Regions from separate parts of the Homo sapiens genome. Here regions 1 and 2 are each linked to region 3. Evidence: chromatin loops called from intact Hi-C (ENCODE). Cell type or tissue: IMR-90. All regions are shown on one strand. Region 1 overlaps TBC1D5 (TBC1 domain family member 5). Region 2 overlaps TBC1D5 (TBC1 domain family member 5). Region 3 has its middle 99 kb from the start of TBC1D5.

Region 1 (8,000 bases), 300 kb before region 3:
TGTCTAACTGCTATGGTTAGAACATCCATTACTATGTTGAACAGAAATAGCAAAAACTGACATCCTTCCATTGTTCCTGGTCTTAAAGAAAAAGTTTTCAGTCTTTCACCATTGAGTATGTTGTTCACTCCAAGTCTTTCACATATAGTAGTCCTCTCACATTCCAGGACCACAGTGAATGACTGAAATCATGGATAAAACCAAACCCTACACACACTATGGTTTTTCCTATATGTACACACCTATTATAAAGTTTAATTTATAAATTAGGCAAGGTCAGAGATTACGAACAAAAATTAACAATAAAATACATCAATTATGACCAAGGGTGGTAGCTCATGCCTGTAATCCCAGCACTTTGGGAGGCCAAAGTGGCCAGACTGCTTGAGCCCAGGAGTTCAAGAGAAATCTGGGCAACAAGGTGAAACCCCATCTCTATAAGAATTTTTTTTAAATTAGCCTGGCATAGTGGCACACACTTGTAGTCTCAGCTACTTGGGAAGCTCAGGCAGGGAGGATCACTTGAGCCTGGGAGGCAGAGGTTGCAGTGAGCTGAGATTGCACCACTGCACTCCAGCCTGGGCAACAGAGCAAGACTTTGTCTCAAGTAACATAAAACAAAATACAAAAATTATAAAAACATATTAGAATAAGATATGTGAATGTGGTATCTTTCTCATTCTCTCTCTCAAAAAAAATTGTTTTAATGTTTTATAGAGCCAGGGTCTGGCTATGTTGTCCAGGCTGGTCTCAAACTTGTAGCCTCAAGTGATGCTCCCACCTTGGCCCCCAAAAGCACTGGGATTAAAAGTACCACACCCAGCCAAAATATCTTATCATATATAATATTTGCATATTGCAGTTAAACAAGGGTAACTTAAATTGTAGAGAGCAAAACCACAAATGAGAAACTACAATATAAATTTTATTAGGCTGAAGTAGTTTCCATCTATTCTTAGTTTATTGAGAGTTTTTATTAAGAAATATTGTTAAATTTTGTCAAGTGCTTTTTCTGCATCTATTGAGATGATCATGTGCTTTTTTCCCTTCATTCTGTTATTGTGGTACATTACTTTTATCAATTTCCATAAGATGAATCATCCTTGCATTCCAGGAACAAATCCCACTTGGTGATGGTGTATAATCCTATTAACATACAGCTGCATTTGGTTTGTTACTATTTTGTTGAGGATTTTTATATCAAGGTTCATACACATATACATTTAGAACTTAAACTGGTATTATTAGGAACGTTTTTCTTGAACATACTTGCTCATATGTGAAATTATATATGTGTACTAGAATATTACACATAGAATTTTTTAACACAGCAAAACACTGAACCTAACCTAATTTATATCAACTGGGGACTTGTGAAATAAATTACTGTAGATATATATGGCACAGTTACTATATAGCGGAAGGGAAAGGAATGGAAGGGAGGGGAGGGGAGAGGAGAAGAAAAGAAAGAATAGAGAGAGAGAAGTACTGATACAGAAAGACTTGGCTGTATGTGCCTCTACATGCATAAAACATTTCTAGAGAGACACAACAGGGATTAATGATTTCCCATAAATTCAATGTAAACATTATAATTTGGGGTGGCGTTCCTAATCAAAGTCTTAGGATCAAGTATTATAACCAAAACAATATTAGAAAGGAAAAGGCTGAGAGTCGTGGCTCACACCTGTAATCCCAGCACCGTGGGAGGCCAAGGTGGGAGGATTGCTTGAGGTCAGGAGTTCGAAACCAGCCTGGGTAACATGGTGAGATCCTGTCTCTACAAAAATAAAAAAATAAAAATTAGCCAGGTGTGGTGGTGTGCACCTGCAGTCCCAGCTACTTGGGAGACAAAGGTGGGAGGACTGATTGAGCCCAGGAGGTTGAGGCTGCAGTGAGTCATGCTTGTGCCACTGCTTTCCAGCCTGGGTGACAAAGCAAGACCCCATCTCAAAAAACAAAACAAAACAAAACAGAAAAGAAAGAAAAAATATATAAGTCTATATTTCTATAATTATTTAAAGCAATAAAATTAGGTATTATGCCTATATTCAGTCCCGTGGTTATCAAATGTTGGTATACAACAGAATCACCTGGAGTTCTTACAATAACAGATTCCTGAAGTCTACCCTCAGAATTTCTGATTCAATAGAGCTTAAATGGGGCCTGAAAAGTTGTTTGTTTTTTTTTTCTTTTTTTTTGAGACAGAGTCTTGCTCTGTCTCCAGGCTGGAGTGCAGTGGCGCGATCTCGGCTCACTGCAACCTCCACCTCCCAGGTGCAAGCGATTCGCCTGCCTCAGCCTCCCGAGTAGCTAAGACTATAGGCACGCACCACCATGCCCAGCTAATTTTTGTATTTTTTTAGTAAAGACAGGGTTTCACCATGTTGGCCAAGATGGTCTCAATCTCTTGACCTCCTGATCCGCCTACCTCAGCCTCCCAAAGTGTTCGGATTACAGATGTGGGCCACTGCACCTGGCCCAGAAAATCTGCTTTTCTTAAAATTCCCCAGGTAATGCTGAAGTGCTGAACCGGGGGCCACACTTTGAGAACGACTGTTGTAGACAAAAGACTATCTATTCAAAATTGTACATGAAAACCCACCTATCACTGTATTACAAGTATAATTTGATTATCAATAATATTTAGATAAGAATGCATGTTTACTGAAAACTTAAGAACTCGGCCGGGCGCACTGGCTCACGCTTGTAATCCCGGCACTCTGGGAGGCCAAAGCAGGCAGATCACGAGGTCAGGGGTTTGAGACCAGCCTGACCAACATGGTGAAACCCCATCTCTACTAAATATACAAAAATTGGCTGGGTGTGGTAGCACATGCCTGTTATCCCAGCTACTCAGGAGACTGAGACAGGAGAATCTCTTGAACCCGCGAGGCGGAGGTTGCAGTGAGCCGAGATCGCGCCACTGCACTACAACCTGGGCGACAAAGTGAGACTCCGTCTGAAAAAAAAAAAAAAAAAGCACCTTAAGAACTCTGCATGTCTGCATGGTGGATGTGGAAGATAATTTAGATTATTCCAAACATGGTGAAATAAAGGAGGAGGAAAGATAAGGAATATAATATTATTTTCTTTTCAAATGTAGCCTCCTATCTCCTATTTCTACCACTAGATGGAAACCAGTACAACAAATAGCTGCCAAACTGCTAATATGTTTAGATACAGTAAACTAATCTGAGGTGAAAACTACATCACGTGGCATTAATTACAAAGGGACAAATAGCTATGGGTCCCTATACTGACATTAACTGTAGAATGAGCATATTTATTTTACAATTAATTGTATATGTCATTAGCTCTTGGCCTATAAATAACATCAACTCCAATCAGAGCTGTTATGGATCAATTTTTAAAAATAATAAATAAATAAATAAAAGCTGTGATTTTTTTTTATTTTTTAAAAAAAGCACTATTATGACACCGAAAAAATCGTACATTGAAACCCTAACCCCCAGTAACCTCAGTGTGTGACTTTATTTAGAGATAGGGCCTTTACAGCAAAAACCAAGTTAAATTGTCATTAAGGTGGAACATAATCCAATACAACTTATTCCCTTATAAAATGGGGAGATTTGGACTTGCACAGAGGGATGACCATGTGAAGACACAGGGAGAAGACTGCCACTTACAAGCCAAACAGACCTCAAAAGCAATCAACCTTTGCTGACACCTGATCTCAGACTTACAGCTTCCAAAACTGTGAGAGCATAAACTCTGTTGTTTAAGCCACTAAGTTTGTGGTACCGTGTTACGACAGTCCTAGCAAACCAATACAGAACCTTTCTTATTTACTTTTCTTTTTCCATTTCAAAGGTGGAATGATGACTATAAGCAACATACTGCATCAAGTCCTGAGACAACAAAAATGAGTAACATTTGCCTTCAAGGTACTTACAGTCCAATGACTTATTATATAAGAAAACATGAATATTCATTAGCCACTAATAAGATTTTGGTGTTTTTTTCAATGTTCATTGACACAACATTCAATGGGTCACCAACAAAAATAAGAGACACAAACACTGAATCCTACTTTATTTCTATTGCCACTATGCCAATTACATCACTCATTATTTGCTTCCTAGTCCTTAGCACAAACCTTCAAACTGGTTTCTTTCTTTCTCCAAACCATCATGCACATTGCTGACAGCACCCTTCTTGTCACCCTTCCTTTTATGTAATTTACCTGATCAAAATATTTCAATAAATACCTTAAAGGAACTAGCTTTTTCCCAACTCAAGGTATAGATGTATATAACCTCAAACAAATTACTTAAAACCACTGATGCAGTTTGTACATAGCAAACTGAAATGTCTTTAAAAAAATTAGCAATTAAATATAATAATCAACAAAAAGAGTAACAATATCATAAATTATTAAATATACATGAGCATAACCATACCCTCTTATATAATTCCTTACAAAGTCCAGCACAGAAAGAATTATCTCAAATTTTAAAGCAGTGAGGGTACAAATTGATAGTTATTCTTGATCTGTAGCTGCCTCATAAAAAACCCATAGCTATCATGGAAACACTATCATAGAAATCCTATCTAAGATTCCAAAATTATATGTAAACTACTTACAGGGTGCTTATATTGTACACAACTTAATTTTATATTGCGCACTGGACTTACAAACATGGCCTCAATTACAAATGAAAAATTTTAACTTTGAATTTCTTACCATTTTGTTATCAAGTCTCTCAATTACTGAATTAACACTGTTACATATATAGTTATCCATTTGTTTTATCTTTATAAAAAGTAATAGCAGCCAGGCACGGTGGCTCACATCTGTAATGCTAGCACTTTGGGAGGCTGAGGCGGGTGGATTGCCTGAGCTCAGGAGTTTGAAACCAACCTGGGCAACACGGTGAGACCCCGTCTCTACTAAAATACAAAAAAAAAAAATAACCGGGCATGGCGGCATGAACCTGTACTCCCAGCTACTTAGGAGACTGAGACTCCTGAGTCTCCCGAGGGGAATCTCTTGAATCTGGGAGGCAGAGGTGGCAGTGAGCCAAGATGGCGCCACTGTACTACAGCCTGGCTGACAAGAGCGAGACTCCATCTCAAAAAAAAAAAAAAAGAAAGAAAGAAAGAAAGAAATCCAACGAGTCTGCTGATATTCCTCTATTACATTCCAAGTAAATAAATTTCACATCTTCAAACATTATTAATGTGCAAAATAATATTTCTTGGCTACTTTATACATAACATTCTAGAGTCACAATTTTGGTTAGGTCCCAGAGAGAACATCTCTTATTAGTCCTACAATTAAATGATTCAGCAACCAGCCACACTACCTTTGCCTTTTAACAGTTCCAATCAGTAGCAGATCTAGGTGTAATCAACAGCAGCAGGGGGCTTTAGAAAGCAAAACAAAACAAAAACAGTAGGAATCTTTACTAGAATACAGTAATTGATACAAGGGAACATTGTAGGCTATTGTAATACAAGTTAACGTAAGATATTAGAATCTGACTTTATAATGAGAAGTGAAATATGCAGGACAACTTTTAAATATCTAAAAACAATAAATATCAAATATTTAATAAGGTTACGATGAAAAGGGACTGTTTTAAAATGAATCTTCTCAGTCTCAGAAGGGTGATTACTTCTGTCTCGGTTATTTAGCACCCATTTAGAAGACAAATTAAAGCCCTCCTTACCTCCTACTGTTACCATACCTAACCAATTTCATCATCATATACTTATAAAAATTAAAGCATCTCAGAGAATAACTAGCAATGCTTTTACTTCTCTTAAGAAACATTTAAAATTTTACCAGCAACATCAGGACAGTCTTAAAATGTAATTTAGCAGAATGTTCCCATTTCTTTCTTTTTCCTATTTTTGATTTCCTAGCCTAGAGTGTATAGATGATAGTTAAGTACTATACATGGTGCCACTTAATAGCATGCAGGTAGCACAGTGATTTATTTAGATGAAAAATCAAAAGCCAATGGTAGCATGATGTGATGACTACAGATTCTAACTACACAAAAATTCACAAATGGAAATGTTACCATAGTAACATCCTGATCACACTGCACATGAGGATAGTTGATTTCATGATATAATTCTGTTTATTGCAGTATGTGCAATGAGACATCTATGAAATCTCAATTATACTTCCTCACTCTTCTCAGAATAAGATGTAAGGAATTTGACTGACAAGTTTACAATCTTGTCTGATTTTTCTTTTACTTCTTTTAAATTTTATAAAACAATGATTAAAATGTAAGTTGGCTAAGATCTAAAACATATAGTACTCTGTATAAGCCATATTCTAATCAAAGTTGTTAAAATTTCATATAGCAGGCCAGGCATGGTGGCTCATGCCTGTAATCCCAACATTTTGGGAGGCCAAGGTGGGTGGATCACAAGGTCAGGAGATCGAGACCATCCAAGGCTAACATGGTGAAACCCCATCTCTATTAAAAACGCAAAAAATCAGCCGGGCATGGTGGCACGTGCCTGTAGTCCCAGCTACTCTGGAGGCTGAGGCAGGAGAATAGCTTGAATCCAGGAGGCGGAGGTTGCAATGAGCCAAGATCACACTACTGCACTAAGGATGGGCAACAAAGCGAGACTCGGTCTCAAAAACAAACAAACAAACAAACAAAATTCATATATCAGTAGAAAACAAGCATACCTGATGGCAATCACTTCTCTATGAAAATACTTCCAAAGTTATTCAGCAACTATCCCACAGTGTTTTTATCTCAAGAAAGTTTTGTATTATAAAAGGAAAAATACAGGGCGGGGGAAAAAAAAACCTTTGTGCATCTTCTACCCAAAAGGAACAGTAAGACAAATGTTAATAAAAATACTATCATTATCTGCCAATCAACACTTGTCTTCAAAAGATGCTTTTGTAGAGTCTTTGTAGCTACTGTTGAGGGGAGAAAATGTACTAAACATAAACATGGTAGGGAAAAGAGTAGAGAATGTTGCTATTAATTTATTCCTCCGTGTAACAAAGAGTTGCTTTATGATTAAAGCTCTAAACAAGAAAATTATTATTATAACAATAAATAATAATAAAGCCATTCATTCATCTGGGCTAACATAATAAAGAATTATATGTGTTACTTAAGCTACAAAACATACAATTAAAATACTTACTTTTTGAAGCCCATTGAAGTATAAATTATAAGGTAAGGTACCCCTAAGGAGGTAGCACTCTCCAAATACCTTTAAATTTACCTATTGAAAATTATTTTAGACAGTAATAATTTGTTAAACCTTGGTTATTAATTTTAAACTACTTCCAACAATCTTTATTAAATTATCAAGTGGTGGCCAGGCAGGGTGGCTCATGCCTGCAATCCCAGCACTTTGGGAGGCGGAGGCAGGTGGATCACCTGAGGTCAGGAGTTAGAGACCAGCCTGACCAACATGGTGAAGACCTGTCTCTACTAAATACAAAAAAATATATAGCCGAGTGTGGTGGCGCATGCCTGTAATCCCAGTTACTTGGGAGGCTGAGGCAACAGAATCACTTGAACCTGGGAGGCAGAGGTCGCAGTGAGCCAAGATTGCGCCATTGCACTGCAGCCTGGGCAAGAGAGCGACACTCCATCTCAAAAAAATAAGATAAAATAAAATAAATTATCAATTGGCAATTTCTTTTCTATATCTTATTTGTACTATGGTGCAGAGAATTGGTATTTCTTCTGTTCAGTGATGTACACTACTACTAGTCATAAAACATTTAAAAGTAAAGATATCTAAAAACGAGTCCTTGTTCATTTTAATGAGTTTTCTCTATAATAAATATATGAATAAAAATGGAGACATTAACAATTAAGAAAACAAGCCTTTAGTATGATTTTTATTAAAAGTTGCAAAAGTCATACTATAAAATTCAACAAATATGTAACAAGTTGTAACTTCAGTCACCCATTCAATATAGTTGTTTTAATAATGAATGGCGCAGGCGCTGTGGCTCACGCCTGTAATCCCAGCAC
Region 2 (8,000 bases), 430 kb before region 3:
TCTTCAATTCTGTGAAAGCTGAGAAAGGTGAGGAAGCTGCCAAAGAAAAGTTGGAAGGTAGCAGAGGTTGGTTCACGAAGTTTAAGAAAAGAAGCCATCTCCATAACATAAAATTGCAAAGTGAAGCAGAAAGTGCTGATTGAGAAGCTGCAGTAAGTTACACAGAAGATCAAGCCAAGATAACTGCTGAAGGTAGCTACAATAAACAATAGATATTCAATGTAGACATAACAACCTTCTATTGAAGGAGGATGCCATCTAGGACTTTCATAGCTAGGGACGAGAAGGCAAGGCCTGGTTTCAGAGCTTCAAAGGACAGGCTGTTCTCTTGTTACAGGATAATGCAGCTGGTGACTAAACTGAAGCCAATCTTTAACCATTCTGAAAGTCCTAGAGACCTTAAGAATTATGCCAAATCTACTCTCCTTGTGCCGTATAAATGGAATAACAAAGCCTGGATGATAGCATATCTGTTTGCAACATGGTTTACAGAATATTTTAAGCCCATTTTTGGAAACTATTGCTCAGGAAAAAAGATTCCTTTCAAAATATTATTGTTCACTGACAATACACCTCATCACCCAAGAGCTCTGATGGATATGTACAAAGAGATTAATGTTGTGTCCATGTCTGCTAACACAACATCCATTCTGCGGCCCATGAAGTGGGGAGTCATTTCTAATTTCAAGTTTTATTATTTAAGAAATACATTTCATAGGCTACAGCTGCCATATGATAGTGATTTCTCTGACAGATCTGGGCAAAGTGAATTCAAAATCTTCTGGTAAGGATTCACCATTCTAGATGTCGTTAAGAACATTAGAGATTCGTGGTGGAAAGTCAGAATAGCAACATGAACAAGAGTTTTTAAAAGGTGATTCCAATCCTCATGGATGACTTGGAGGGGTTTCAAGACTTCAGTGGAAGAAGTAACTAGATGGGGAAAAATAACAAGAAAACTAGAAGTAGAAGTGGAACCTGAAGATGTGACTTAACTGCTATAATCTCATATATATAAAACTTAAATTAGAAGTTGCTTCTTATGAATCAACAAAGAAAGTAGTTTCTTGAGATGGAATCTACTGCTGGTGAAGGTGCTGTGAATATTGTTAAAATGATATCAAAGAATTTAGAATATTTAATAAACTAAGTGAGAAAGCAGCTGCAGGGTTTGAGAAGACTGAGTCCAATTTTGAAACAAGTTCTACTCTGGGTAAGATGCTGCCAAACAGAATCTCATGCTACAGAGAAATCTTTATTGAAAAGAAGAGTCAATCTATGTGGCATACTTCACTGTTGTGTTTTTTAAAGGAATTGCCACAGTTACCCCCAACCTTCAGCAACCACCACCCTAACTAGTGGGAAGCCACAACAACAAGGCAAGACCCTCTACCAGCAAAAAGATTAAGAACTGCTGAAGGCTCAGATGATCCTTGGCATTTTTTTTTTTTGCAATAAGGTATTTTTAATTAAGGTTTATATATTTTTTAGATATATGCTATTGCATACTTAATAGATGACAGTATAGTGTAATCATAACTTTTAAATGTACTAGAAAACAAAAAATATCACGTGACTCACTTTATTCCAATAGTTGCTTTACTGCAGTTGTTTGGAACTGAATCCGCAATATCTGTGGGGTATGTATACACATCTCAAAAACCATACATATATTTAAATAGCTTGTAGTCTGTGAACAACAAGCACAGATCTCAAATGTGCAATGTTTTGAACCCAAAAGGAATCACAATTTGTGAGACACCATGCAGTTCTGTGGACTGAAAACACAAAGTATTCCAGATAAGAGAGGGAAGTATGAAGCAATGACTCCTCCAGTCTTTTCCAAAATCAGCTCCTATTCACAAGTACTAAGAAATTGTAAAAGTACAGGCACAGCTGGTGGCTAGATTCATTGCCATCTTGTCAAGTTAAGCAGGCTTTTAAGGTCAAGTTACATACTACTTATGTAATGAAGGATAATTATTTGTTAGCTTAAATAAGACCCTGTACCTTGATTACGGTGTTGGTATAGGGAAAAGAAGACTGAGGCATGTGAATTGGAAACATTATCTCTGAAATTTACAATCATTTAAATTTATTCATGGGTACTTACAGTTCTAATTAAGGCATAACATCTCAAACTGATGAACGGCTCTAACAACAGAGGAGCATAAAGGCCACATAATAATATATTAATTGTCTTTCATTTCTATTGAATAGTGTTTCATCAATAAACTGTAACACAGAGTAAATATAAACATTTATTAAGCGCCTACTATGTGCTTAGCACTCACAGGCATATTTTTTAAAACATACAAAGTTAAAGAGTGGACAGATGGATGTGTAAACCAATAATAAAATGATTACTGCAAAGCACTCTGGTAGTACAGAGGGGAAAGAAATGGTTTGATACTTCAAAATTAAAACTTAGGATATAAAATAACAGTAGCACCATAGCCACTGAAATACTACTGCAAAGAATTGAGTAGAAATGATTACTGCAAAGCCCTCTGGTAGTACAGAGGGGAAAGAAATGGTTTGATACTTCAAAATTAAAACTTAGGATATAAAATAACAGTAGCACCATAGCCACTGAAATACTACTGCAAAGAACTGAGAATCAAACATTAAACAGATTCCAGAGGGTAAACTGCTGAAAGGTTTAGCCCTTCTAGGGGAGAAGGATCAAAATGAAGGTTTTTTTACAATCACAAATATGAATGGTAGGCCTGCTCCTGAAGTTGGAGGAAGACATGATTAACAATAGAAAATATTGAGGTGTCAGTGGTGAAATATTTCAGTTTAATTTAAAAAAAAGTAGTTGCTAAACTTATTCTTACATAAAAAAATATACTTACAATGTGCCTGAAAAGCAAAAATCTGACAATAATGCCATCGAAATGCTTTTAAAAGACCCACTTATGATATAATATTTTAGGTAAATCACTTAGGGTATATATTTTTAACCCCTCTTTATGAATGAGGAAAGTAAGGTTCAGAAAAATTGAATAACTTGTCAAGAGAATAAAGAAATGAGAAATAGGAAAGACATCTTTCTGGAATAACATGGAAGTAACCACTAAAGGGAAACATGATTCTCCAGACACCAAGAGCAAAAATGACCTCTGGCAACAAGGCAATATAGAAATATACCCTTGTTTTCTTCCTCAGATTTTTAGTTTTTGAATATCAAGCCCATGGACATGCAGATAACTTTTTACTAGTTGGACTGAGAAGATAAGTTAACAACAGTCCCTGTGAGTAGTTAAGAACCTGGGTGTTTAGGTGTGCAAAACCTTAAATGGAATGGATTAGCCACCTGGACCTTGAAGATTTCCTTAACAAAGCATTAGTGCCACCTAGTGGCAATTACTCTATCTTGCAGATACTTGGTCCCTGAAAACAATCAGCATCTAAGCAGGGAAAGGTGAAGATGAGTAGGTTTCATTTCTCAGGCCAATGTTAATAGATCAGTACTGGCTGCCTTGGAAGCACCATGCTGAGAAGGACTCTGAGCTTACTGGTGTGCTCCTCAGGAAACAACACTGTAACTTATTAAATATGTAGGCCATGATTGATGCAATTATTTCTCAAAAAATAAAGTCAACTTCTGCAGCAGGAATTGATACCTTCCCTCTAAGACCTATTTGGGTAGTTAAGCTTCCTGCAATGGCTATTTTGACATGGAAAGCAATCAGAATATGTAGTGGATAAATACAGCTGATGATTATAATGAGATTATCTATTTGTAATTATATATTTTAACATATAATTAAATAGTAGTTTCCCAAGATATGCTCATAACATTGGTGTGAAACTAGTACCTTCTAAATTTGTTAATATCTTCTAAATTTAATAGTTGAAATACCTTTATAACCTACATGATGACTAATAAATTACTAAATTATGTGCTAATTTATGACTAGAAGGCTTCTGAATCATTGTCCCAAATGGTGATACACTATGGAAAACACTAATTTTACACTGTATAGGTTTATATGATGGTTTCTATCCCATTTTTAAGCTTAACATGGAAAGGAAACAATGTGTTTGTGGGCTAACTTAAGAAATCCAAATGACTACAATAATAGCAAAGAGTTCAGGGCCTACATACAGTTTAAGACTGAAGATCTCTAATCATTGGTTAAGAGGAGCTACTTAGGCTTCTACTGACAATGAAATTGCTGAGTGGTTAAGAGAAGGGATTCTCACCTTGGGGAAAGCCAAAAGTCACAGACAGTGGAAGAAAAAAGAGATAAGGTAGAAAGTTGCTTTTAGCTCTCTGGGAGGTATAGTGATAGGGAAGTGCAGCAGACAGCTCTCAGAGATGATCATGGAGTTTACAAGGTCAGCCAGTCAACCAGATCATTTCATTGCAATTCTAAGTAGTAAGATAATAGAACAAAGTGGCTACAGCAGGATGAAGCAGGATTTAAGTAGGATTAGATCAGGGTTAGATGGGTAGAATATCTGAAGCTGAGGTAGTAAAAGGTAAGAAAGCTGAACTTGATTCAAAAAGATTTATACAATTTCATAATCCTAAAGTACATGCCAATATTTTTAAAAATTGCCATATTTAGTATGATCCATTTATTTTATCAAAAAGGAGCCAGTAAATTTTTGAATCTGTTTCTAATCTATATCAAAATACATTAGTGAAAGATTTCAATCAATGCCAAGCACTGTACCATAATTCCAGTATTACATTTAAGAGTATATACTTTTAGGCCATTTTAAAGGTATGATTTTGAAAATACTATTCAAATAGAACAAGTAACATCTAACTTAAAATCAATGGAAATATGAAAAGTGTAAATTAGGTATGTCAGCATAAGACTGTAAAGTGTGGCACCAGATATGGGTAAGCTACAACATTAGGACTGCAGGTGCCAAGATCAACCAGATAAACACTGATGTTATCTATAATTACCTCATTTTTAGCTTAAATCACAGGTAATGAGGGAACTCACGAGTCTCTAAAAGGCAATTACAAACTGTACTGGCTTTTTTGCTTCCTGTACCACGAATTTTCTAAAACTTACTTTTATTTAAAGCTTTTTTCTCCTCCATAATGAAACATCAGGGCATATCTCTTATACATAAATATATATAAAAAAACAGAATGCACAATTACACACAAGCTTAAAATGTATTTTTTCATATGTCTAGGTGAAACATGTTATCATATGATAAGGCTCCACTGAAATACAGGTAAAGAATAGTTCATTGCCTAGAGGTTTGTTAAAATTACGGTCATGTTTTGATTCAGGTTTGAACTGAACTTTAAATTGAGAAACCTTGAGCCTTCACCTTAGTTTTCACAGGAACACAAAGAACTGAGTTAAAACAGTTAGTTAGGGACTGTCAAATATAATACTCTCCTTTTTATTATTTATTTATATATTTTTTGAGACAGAGTCTCACTCTATCGCCCTGGCTGGAGTGCAGTGGCGCTATCTCTGCTCACTGCAAGCTCCGCCTCTGGGGTTCAAACCATTCTCCTGCCTCAGCCTCCCCAGGTAGCTGGGACTACAGGCACCCACCACCACGCCCGGCGAAATTTTTTGTACTTTTTTAGTAGAGACGGGGTTTCACTGTGTTAGCCAGGATGGTCTCGATCTCCTGACCTCATGATCTGCCTGCCTCAGCCTCCCAAAGGGCTGGAATACTCTCTTCTTTAAAGGAAAAAACAAAACAAAAACAAACAAACAAAAAAACACAGGCATTATTTTCTTAAAAATACAGTGTGTAAGAGCTTCCAAATCCAGGGTCATATTAAAGTAGGTAAACTCAATAATCATACTTTAAAAAAGGAAACCAAGAAAAGCAGTATCACAAACTTTTTGATTTTATAACAAGCTTTTCACTTTTAATTGTATTAATAATTTAAATATATGATAAACATAATTAGATTAATAATAAAGGACTGGCATTTAGAAATGAAGTGAGAAAAGGATCCTATACCAGCAATCTCTGTGAAGTTGTCTGGAGTAAGTATATTTTATATTCCATGGTTTACTCATGCTTCCTCTATAATTAATAAGGAAAAAATCCTCTCCCTGCAGACCTTTCCTACCTTCTTCCCACCCTCACCTCACCTCATTTACTTTGATATTTGCAATAACTGGCAAGGGCTTGATATCTAACATTCTATAACATGATAAAGAATTTGCCTCACAGTCTGCAAATATAAGCCAATACTGTAAAGGAAAGGCTGGTAGAATAGAGAATAAATTACTTTCCAGTTATTTATAAATAGACATTTATTTAGCGAAACCTGATGTCCTAATTAAAAGTCAATCCTATGACTTAAAGCATGTTTTCCAATAGTGTGTTGACTAACAGGGTATTACCAAACAGAAATACATGTGTGCTTAAATACTTTCTCTAAGAAATATTAAAATCAATTATATTTTAACTGAATCCATCGTTCACTTTACAACCTCTAGATGAGCACTAAGCAAGTAAACTTTCCGAGATGACAGAAATGTTCTACATCTGACTCCCCAATATGGTAAGCACTGACCATACATAGTTACTAAGCAGTTAAAACATGGCTAGTTGCAGCTGAAGAACTACATATTGTATTTTAATTAATTGAAATCCAAATTTAAATAGCTTCATATTGCCAGTAGTTCCCATATTGGACAGGGAAGCTTAAAATGTTAAGGATGGCAACAATTCACTCATAATACACATTCAATTTTTAAAGTAACAACTATAACGTTTCAAGGGCTATAAATATACAAGTGATGCATACTCATATATAACTGGGGAAAGCAAACAAACATTAAAAGTTAAATAATACATGTGGTTAAATAAGTCAACTTAATTCCATAAGAGAGGTAACATGGCATATAATTATTCTAAATAAATGGTGCTACCAATAAGACTATTAGATATGGATATAATCTTTTCTTTTTCTTTCCCGTGTCTATCTCATTGACTCTCCCTGTGGTTTCTGTTTCTATCACTCCCTTCCCCTGCCTCCACCCACATTCCTTTTTTCACACACATACCTGAAAGTTAGAAAGGCAAATCTTTAGTGATGACAGGGTCATTTCTATTGGTTACCCCAAAATGGTCAATGCTGGAAAGAACTAGACCCAAGATTTGGATCACGAACGTAATATAATCATATTCAGTAACAGGCTGGCTAAACAAACCTGGAAGGGACAATTTAAAATGAAGATAAATGGGCCATGGGATAAACTTTTGTTTAAAGTCAATTAAGTATTTTAAGTACTGCTTCCCTGTGGTAAGGTGGGGGGAAGGGTAAGAAGGCAATAGTAGTTATTTTGGAGATTGTAAGTTTATTACTGTGAACTGAACAAAATACATGAGAAGTTTGTGTCTAGATCTACGAAAGTTGAGCTATGCTGTTCAAGAGACCTTTAAGATTTTTTTGACATTTATTTTTTATTATTTTTTAATTATTATTATACTTTAAGTTTTAGGGTTCATGTGCACAATGTGCAGGTTAGTTACATATATATACATGTGCCATGCTGGTGTGCTGCACCCATTAACTCGTCATTTAGCATTAGGTATATCTCCTAATGCTATCCCTCCCCCCTCCCCCTACCCCACAACAGTAACCAGAGTGTGATGTTCCCCTTCCTGTGTCCATGTGTTCTCATTGTTCAATTCCCACCCATGAGTGAGAATATGCGGTGTTTGGCTTTTTGTTCTTGCGAATAGTTTACTGAGAATGATGATTGCCAATTTCATCCATGTCCCTACAAAGGACATGAACTCATCATTTTTATGGCTGCATAGTATTCCATGGTGTATATGTGCCACATTTTCTTAATCCAGTCTATCACTGTTGGACACTTGGGTTGGTTCCAAGTCTTTGCCATTGTGAATAGTGCCGCAATAAACATACGTGTGCATGTGTCTTTATAGCAGCATGATTTATAGTCCCTTGGGTATATACCCAGTAATGGGATGGCTGGGTCAAATGGTATTTCTAGTTCTAGATCCCTGAGGAATCGCCA
Region 3 (8,000 bases):
TGCAGTGGAATTTTAAAAGCTTCTTCAGCCATGCCAGGAAGGCGATAAAATTCAGTACCGTCAGGTGGTTGGAGAAAGACGAACCATGCCGTGGTTGTTTTGGGGTGCTATCTGCTTCTTAGAGAGGTTCTAATAATTCTTTAAGATCTTGAGGTTTTTTTCACTCTACATTTGAAATGAATAACAATCAGCTTCCAAGGAAAAGTAAACAAAAAAAGAGACATTAAAAGCATATTGTTTGGGAGAGATGAATTTAGATCTGTGTTTTTCAGTTGACATTTTCTATATGAGTGTGGGAGAAATTGCTTTTTGTTATTTGCATGTTTAGCAGAACTAAAAAGGTAGATGAGAATATGAAGGGCAGTGTCAATTAATGGAAAAGATAAGGAATTTGGAGTCACATCAACTTAAATTTGAGCCGCAGCTCAGCCACTTTCTATCTTTTGGATGTTAGGAGGTTAGTGATTTAACTTTTTTCTTGGAGTCCCAGTTTTTTCATCTCTAACATGGGCATAATAATAGCGATCTTACAGACTTGTCGTGAGCATTAACCAAGATAAGCTAGGTAACACACCTGTGAGAGGCAAATACTTTTATCTCTTCAAAAGGAGGTGCATACCACAGCATGTGGGTAAAGAGGGCTGAAGGATAAAAAGAGGAGAGTCCAGTGGATGAGGAACCTGAAACATCACTTTAACCCTATTCAATTTTGTTTGCATTTTAAAATTTTCTCTTGAGCGCTTTCTCCTTTCTATTTAATTATTATAGAAGGGCAGATTTCAGGGGAAGTGTATTTTGTATTTTTAAAGATTGAAAAAACTTGTGGAAATCCTTTATCTATTTATTGCAGTGCTCCTCAAAGTGTGGTCTCTGGACTGACAGCATCAGCATCATTGGGTAGCCTGTTAGAAATAAAAATTATTGGGCTTCACCCCTCGCAGCTACTGAGTCTGGTGGTGGGGTCCCATAATGTGAGCTTTAATAATCTCTGTAGGTGATTGTGATGCACATTAAATTTTGAGAACCATTAATGTGTTGAGGTTTGGGTTTTTTTTTTTTTTTTTTGGTCTTCTTTTCTCTGTAACAGCAACCTTAATAATACACACAGCCCAACACCTACAGCTGTCTTCCTTGCACATACTAAAGAGATCTTGGAGATAGTATATCACAGTGTTTAAGGACACAGTAGGTAGATCAAACTATTTTGACTTATATCCCAGTTTATTACTTACTATCTCTGTCTGTGTCTTGGGCAAAATTTGTAAACTCTCTGTGCCTCAGTTTCCTCTACTGTAGAATGGGGATAATAATAATATCATACCTCACAGGATTTTTGTGATAATGTAATACACTTGAGACAGTGCAAGACAAATAGAAAGCATTAGAGAAATATTAGTTATGATGTTATTAACCAGTCTAAGAAATGTCAAATCTCAAATTATGGTATCTTTTTTCTTTCAATTGTTCTTCATTTTTTCAACAAAGATTCGTCATCAGCTACCTACAAGCCAGGCATTGTGAAACGTAGTGGAGATATGACAGAGAGTGGAGAATGAGGAGAAAGATCCAATCTTTTTTTTTTTGAGACAGGGTCTCACTCTGTTGCCCAGGCTGGAGTGAAGTGGCATGATCGTGGCTCACTGCAGCCCTGACTTCTGGGGCTCAGGTGAAGATCTGCTCTTTGCCTGTATGATGCTTAGAGGGGGAGAAAGACATAAAACAAATTTTCAAGTAATTAATTAGCCACAATTGTGATGAGCGTCAGAGGGTCAGTGAAATTTCCCCCAGAAAATCTGAAGCTGAGCCCTGAAGGATGGGTGAGGGTTGCCAAACAAGAAGGTGAGGGCAAACGTTATAGGAGAGAGAAGAGCATGTGTAAATACCCTGATGGCTGAGGGCTTGGTGCTTTGAAGGTGCTGAAAGAAGACCAGTGTGGGTGAGGGGGCAAGACAAGACTGAACTTTATCCCAGGGGTATTGGACAGCCACTGAGGGGTTTAAGCAAGAATGGGAAGTGAGTTGTTTTTTAAGGAAAGATTCCTCTAGCATAAGGAGGGAGGAATGGATTGGAGGGTGCCAGAGATGCTGCAAGGAGGCCGGTGGTTGTAGCCGCAGTCTGGGAGAGATGGAATGGTGGCTTGGGTTATGGTATGGGAAGACATGGAGAGAGGCTGGTGAAACTAAAGTATTGGGACTTGGTGAGATATGGGGCAGGAGACAGAGGGAAGTGTCAAGGATGTATCCTCTGAGGCAATTTGCTTCAATAAAGAGCAACTAGAAGCAGCAGTTTTGGGGGAAGATCTTAAGTTCAGTGGAGTATGAGGGACCTGTGGGATGTCAAAGAAAATACATAGATTGGGCGGTTGGTCATGTAAACATGGACAGCAGAGAGCAAGAGACAGACCTCTCCAATAAAGGGATTGCTTGGTAAGCGTATAGTAACTGAACTGAAGGAAATGGATACAGTTATCCAGGCTGACTTTAGACAAGAAGGTCTAGGATTGAGCCCCACAAACCACCAGCATTTATAAGTCCTAGGAGGACCAGGCCTTAAAGGAAGAATGGCCAGATGGACGAGGCTGGGATGTCACAGAAGGTAAGGAAAGAGGGAGCGTCCAGATGTAGGAGGGGGTCAACTACGTCAAACAGAATGGGAACTGAAAGGTGTCTATTTGACTTGGCTATAGAAGGGTGTTTGTTGACCCTTGTGAGAATAGTTTTTGAGGAAAAGTGGCTTGTGGAGAGAGTAGGAAATAAGAAAATGGAAATCATGAGGTTAAACATATTTGGCTGTGCAGTAGCAAAGTAGAAAAAAGAGGATAGTTACAGGGTGACATAGGGCCTAAGGGGGGTGGTTATTTATAGAAGAGAGAGTTGCACATGTTTTAAAAATGATGGAGAAAATCAGGGAAGAGAAAGAAGTAGAAGCTACCGTGAAGAGGGTGTGTTGATGGTGGGAGTTTTTGAGGAAGCAGGAGGAGGAAACCATAGCAGAGCTGGAGGGTTTGGCTTCAGACAGCCATAGAAAGTACAGGCAGCTCCTCTATTGTAACAGGAGGTCAGGGGGATGGGGTGGGTGCAGATGCTGGTGGGTTTGTAGGTTTGGTGCGGGAAGTTGAGAGGTTTCTGTCTGGTGGCTTCTATTTTCTCTGTGAAGGAGTAGGCAAGGCCATCTGTTGAGTGTGATAGAGTAGGCGTGAAGGTTAGAGATTTGAGGAAAATGAAGATGGTTTGAAATAGTCTTTGAGAGCGGAAGAGGGAGGCAAGCAGAGAAATGTAACATGGTTATTGTGCACAGTCAAGAATCCAGATGAGCCTAGCGACTGAATTTCCAAAGGTATAGATGTGTGTCAGCCCCTGCTCCCCAGGCTGATACTAGCTGGGACACAGACACACAAGGGTCATTTACAACACAGTGTGAGGTGAGAGGTACAGGGCATGATGAGAGTTCAGAGGAGGGAGGCTTCTTACTTGGGACCTAAAGATAAGTAATCATTGGCCAGATGAAGAGATGGAGGAAGAGTGTATCAGCAGAGAGAGCACATGTGAATAGGCCGAGAGGCGCAGGGAAACACAACTCCCTTGCGGGGCTGAAGGAAGTTCACAGGTGGAGCAGAGGGTGTGAGGGAGTGGGGGATGCCCGTGGGAGTGAGTGCCTAGAAGAGAAGCTGGAGAGGACGAGAGTGGGCAGCTTAAATATGACCTAAGCTAGTGGATTGCCAGGTGTGGTTTCTGGACCAGTGGGAACTGGCAGCATCACCAACACCCAGGAATGTCAGAAGTGCAAAGTCTCAGGACCACCCAAGACCTAATCTATCAGAAACTCCGGGAGTGAGCCCAATGAGCTGTGTTTTACCAAGCCCTCCAAGTAATGCTGATGCGCATCAAAGCTTGAAAAAGTGTTTCAAGCAATGGGGAGCCATTGATTAGCCTTTTTAGCAGGGGAATGACATATCGGGGAGCAGGTTTATAAAAGTTTCTGACCACGGTGTGGAAAATGGTAGGTTCTGTTTGTGGATTCCAGACAGACAGCTCAGCAGGGCTAATCCCTCAGCTGTGTTACTGACGCTGGAGCTGGGTCTTTCTGTCAATGTCTCCAAGTTGACCAGAAACACTCGCCCCCTAGGAAGCTGCCTGATGCGCACCTCTCCAACAGCTCTCTGCTGCCCCCGTCTGTCCACAGACCGCACTCACGGTTCCCCAGCCCACGCTTCCCAGTCCTTGATTGGTGCAGTTTCAGCATTATCCTGACTTTGGACCCTCAGCTTTGTCAGAGAGGTGGGCTTGGCTACTGTCAATATATACATGAGTTAGACACTATCATTGGACATTCTTTTAATGGATGTTCTAGAAAGCCCAAGAAGAGCACCAATTAAGCAGTTACCTTGAGATGGCTTTGAGGCAAGCTTTGCAAATTTTGAGATGAAGCTGTTCCTTATATTCTCTTGCATTTCCAGAAAACATGTTTTTTTTTTTTTTTTTTTGATATAGAATACTGAAATTTCTCCTGAAAATCTCTTTCAGGGTCTGAAGGCAACCTGTAAGAAAAAAGGAATCTATTTGAAGGCTTTTTCTTCAAGATAATGAAGAATGTGACATTAGAACACCTGGTATGGAATGATTCCATCAAATCCTACCACCCATACCTCCCTTTACAATTAAATTTTCTTGGTGGTTTGGCTAATCTGCACTTCATTTCATTTGGAGATGTATAGAAGGATGATTTTCCTACCAGCACAGATTGGATTGGCATAGCTGCTAAAAGATCATAGAATCATTTTAGGGAGAGTGACATAGGCTGCCTTACATCCAATGATAACAATTCAAAGTAGTATAATGTCTCCTAAACATGAGCAAGGCCATATCTCCCAGGTTGAATGCCCCAAAGATGGGGTTGCATCGGATTTGGAATCATCCAGGGCGGAGTTGTAATCTGGTTGTGTGACTTTTGGCAAATTACTTAACCTCCCTGGGCCTTCATCTTCTCTTTTGTAAAATGTGTTGTTGTGATGATTAGATAGAATAACATAATCTAAGGTACTTAGGAGATCAGTAATTATTAATTTTTGTTGTCTGTTAGTATGTGATCGAAACTTCAGCCTTTGAATATTTCTCTAATTACTTACCAATTCAATTTATCAAAAATATTCCCCCTTTTCTTGAGCTCTTATTTCATTCTTATATGACTCCTTGTGTAGTGTATATATATCACAGAGAATATGTAGGCCATCAGCAACTTTACCATGTGCCACAACTGTACACCCACACACATACCTGTATTCATGGCCATTCTTACATCTTTCTCTTGTGTCTCAGAGAAGCATGGTGGGATTAGAATCTCCCCTACCCCTCCCTATTTTTAAACTTCAAAAGGAGCTCTCTTTCCACTACATTCTACATTAAGCTAAGAAATAGTGTCTGAGAAGCCTAAGAATTCCATGCTTATAATGTACATTGTAGTACTTTCATTGCGCTAATAATGATGAGTCACTGAAGACAGGATAATAAGAAATGGAACCCTGGAAAGGTTAGTAGGACAGCTCTAGAATATACAATGACTATGGTCAAGATTTATGGTAGATTCTACTCTCCCCAAACTAGACATCTCAGTGTGGACCTTCACTCTAAACTTGCTTTATTCCTTCTCTCAATATGCATATATTGATGACATTATTTTTAAAATTAGTACTGCAAACTATGATGTGAGATGATATATGATAGTTTATGGTAAGTGTCATATCAGAGATTTGAGGAGTAGGGGGGTGGTTAAAGAATCAGTAGGGGCCGGGCACGGTGGCTCATGCCTGTAATCCTAGCACTTTGGGAGGCTGAGATGGGTGGCTCATGTGAGGTCAGGAGTTCAAGACCAGCCTGGCCAACATGGTGAAATCACGTCTCTGCTAAAAAAAAAAAAAAAGACAAAAATTAGCAGGGCATGGTGGCAGGCACCAGTAGTCCCAGCTACTCCGGAGGCTGAGGCAGGAGATTTGCTTGAACCCGGGAGGCAGAGGTTGCAGTGAGCTGAGATCGAGCCACTGCACTCCAGCCTGGGTCATAGAGCAAGACTCCGTCTCAAAAAAAAAAAAAAAAAAAAAAAAAGGATCAGTAGGAGGAAGAGGACATTTGGGCCCAGAGTAATCAAACAAAGCTATCAGCTATACCCAGGACCGCTATACCCAGGACACTGAATCATAAATTTTAGGAAGGAGACAGGACTTGTTAGGTCATAACAACTGGGGAGAATTCTGATAGGTGGAGTGACAGGGGAGAATATTCCAGGTAGAAACATCGTGAGCAAAGCCATGGAAAGGTGCATCAACTAGCTATGACTGAGGGACAGTGGGTATACCTGTTTGGCTGGAGGGGAGTGGTAAGATAAGTACTGTAGCAAAAGTACATTGAGTTTGATATGGTTTGGATGTTTTCCCCTCCAAATCTTATGTTGAAATGTGATTCCCAGTGTTGGAGGTGGGGTCTGGTGGGAGATGATAGGATCATAGGAGCAGATCCCTCATGAATGGTTAAGCACCATTCCCTTGGTGATAAATGAGTTTTTGGTCAGTTAGTTCATGTGAGATCTGGTTGTTTAAGAATCTGGGACTGCTCCCTTCTCTCTCTCTTGCTCTTGCTCTTGTCATGTGATGTACCTGCTCCCTCTTTGCCTTCTGCCATGAGTGGAAGCTTCTTGAGGTCCTCACCAGAAGCAGATGTTGGTGTCATGCTTGCATAGCCTGCAGAATCATGAACCAATTCTATTATTTCTTTTCTTTATAAATTACCCAGTCTTTAGGTTTTTCTTTTTCTTTCTTTCTTTCTTTTTTTTTTTTTTTTTGAGATGGATCCTTGCTCTGTTGCCCAGGCTGGAGTGCAGCAGCGCAATCTCAGCTCACTGCAAGCTCCGCCTCCCAAGTTCACGCCATTCTGCTGCCTCAGCCTCCAAAGTAGATGGAATTACAGACATGCGCCACCACGCCCAGCTACTTTTGTATTTGTAGCAGAGATAGGGTTTCACCACATTGGCCAGGCTGGTCTTGAACTCCCAACCTCAGGTGATCTGCCCGCCTCGGCCTCCCAAAATGCTGGGATTACAGGTGTGAGCCACCATGCCCGGCCTTTAGGTATTTCTTAATAGCAATGCAAAAATGACCTAACACCATTAGATTGAGAAATAGAAGAGGAACTTGGGAGCCAGTGGGCATTTTTGAATAGGAAAATGACATAATACAATGTGATTAGAAATATCAACCAGTTTTCTGGGTATCAGCTAGGAGAACAGAAAGAGGTAGGTAGGCTCATTAGGAGGCTTTGCTAGAGTTCAAGCATGAGTTACAAAGGCTGTGTACAGATAAGCACAGTGTACAGGGAGGAGGTGGAACCAAGAGAATCCTCAAGGCCTGGTGAGGCCCTGGAGAAGGATGGGTGAGGAGTCATAGAGATGGTGTGGTAGGCAGCTTCAAAGATGGCCTCCAATGATCCTTGCCTCTTGGTGTTCATGCCTTTGTATAATCCTCTCCCATTGTGTGGGCTGGACCTAGTTACTTGGCAAAAGTGATGGGATGTGATAATACTTTTGAGATTAGGTTACAAAAAGACCCTGGTTTCTGTGTTGCTCAACCTCTTTCGCACTCTCACTTGTTCACTGTCAAGGAAGATGAATTCCATGCTGTGGATTGTCCTACAGAGAGGCTCACGTGGTAAAAGGACTGAGGGTTCCCCCTGGCCAACAGTCAGCAAGAAACTGAGTTTTCAGTTCAATAACCTTTAAAGAGCTGAATTCTACCAATAACCTGGTGAATGAACTTAGAAGTGCTCAAGTTCCCCACTCAAGGAAGTGGAGCCTTGAGATGACTGCAGTCCTGGCTAATTCCTCGATTACAACCCTGTGATTATAGCCTTGTGCTGCATAATAAATTACCCTACAATGTCGTGACTGAACACATATTTTATTATTTCACAAGTTTCTGTGCGTGGGAAATCTGGGTGTGGCTTGGCTGGGTCTTC

The links. Peaks named below come from ENCODE experiments on the same cell type or tissue, not always from the same donor. Only the 100,000 strongest peaks of a DNase experiment are listed, where the experiment ranks them.
Region 1: it touches region 3 in a loop (4-fold over the local background); 10 of 110 quality-filtered maps call a loop at or near these places.
Region 2: a loop joins it to region 3, with 7 times the contacts of the local background. A loop is called at or near these places in 5 of 110 quality-filtered maps.

Annotation. Positions count from the first base shown.
Region 1 is chr3:17,541,686-17,549,685 of GRCh38, forward strand. The region is part of intron 2 of TBC1D5 (TBC1 domain family member 5); the gene reads right to left. Among named protein-coding and RNA genes, the nearest start is that of TBC1D5, 200 kb to the right of the region's middle. RefSeq lists an enhancer at 5,080-5,943. In IMR-90, a CTCF peak has its summit at 3,138 (motif pointing right); no DNase peak of the experiment used is centred here.
Region 2 is chr3:17,409,766-17,417,765 of GRCh38, forward strand. All of the region lies in intron 4 of TBC1D5 (TBC1 domain family member 5), which reads right to left. Among named protein-coding and RNA genes, the nearest start is that of TBC1D5, 330 kb to the right of the region's middle. In IMR-90, a CTCF peak has its summit at 3,360 (motif pointing left); a DNase peak (open chromatin) is centred at 3,356.
Region 3 is chr3:17,837,248-17,845,247 of GRCh38, forward strand. No RefSeq gene overlaps it. Among named protein-coding and RNA genes, the nearest start is that of TBC1D5, 99 kb to the left of the region's middle. In IMR-90, a CTCF peak has its summit at 4,168 (motif pointing left); no DNase peak of the experiment used is centred here; H3K27me3 peaks cover 113 bases.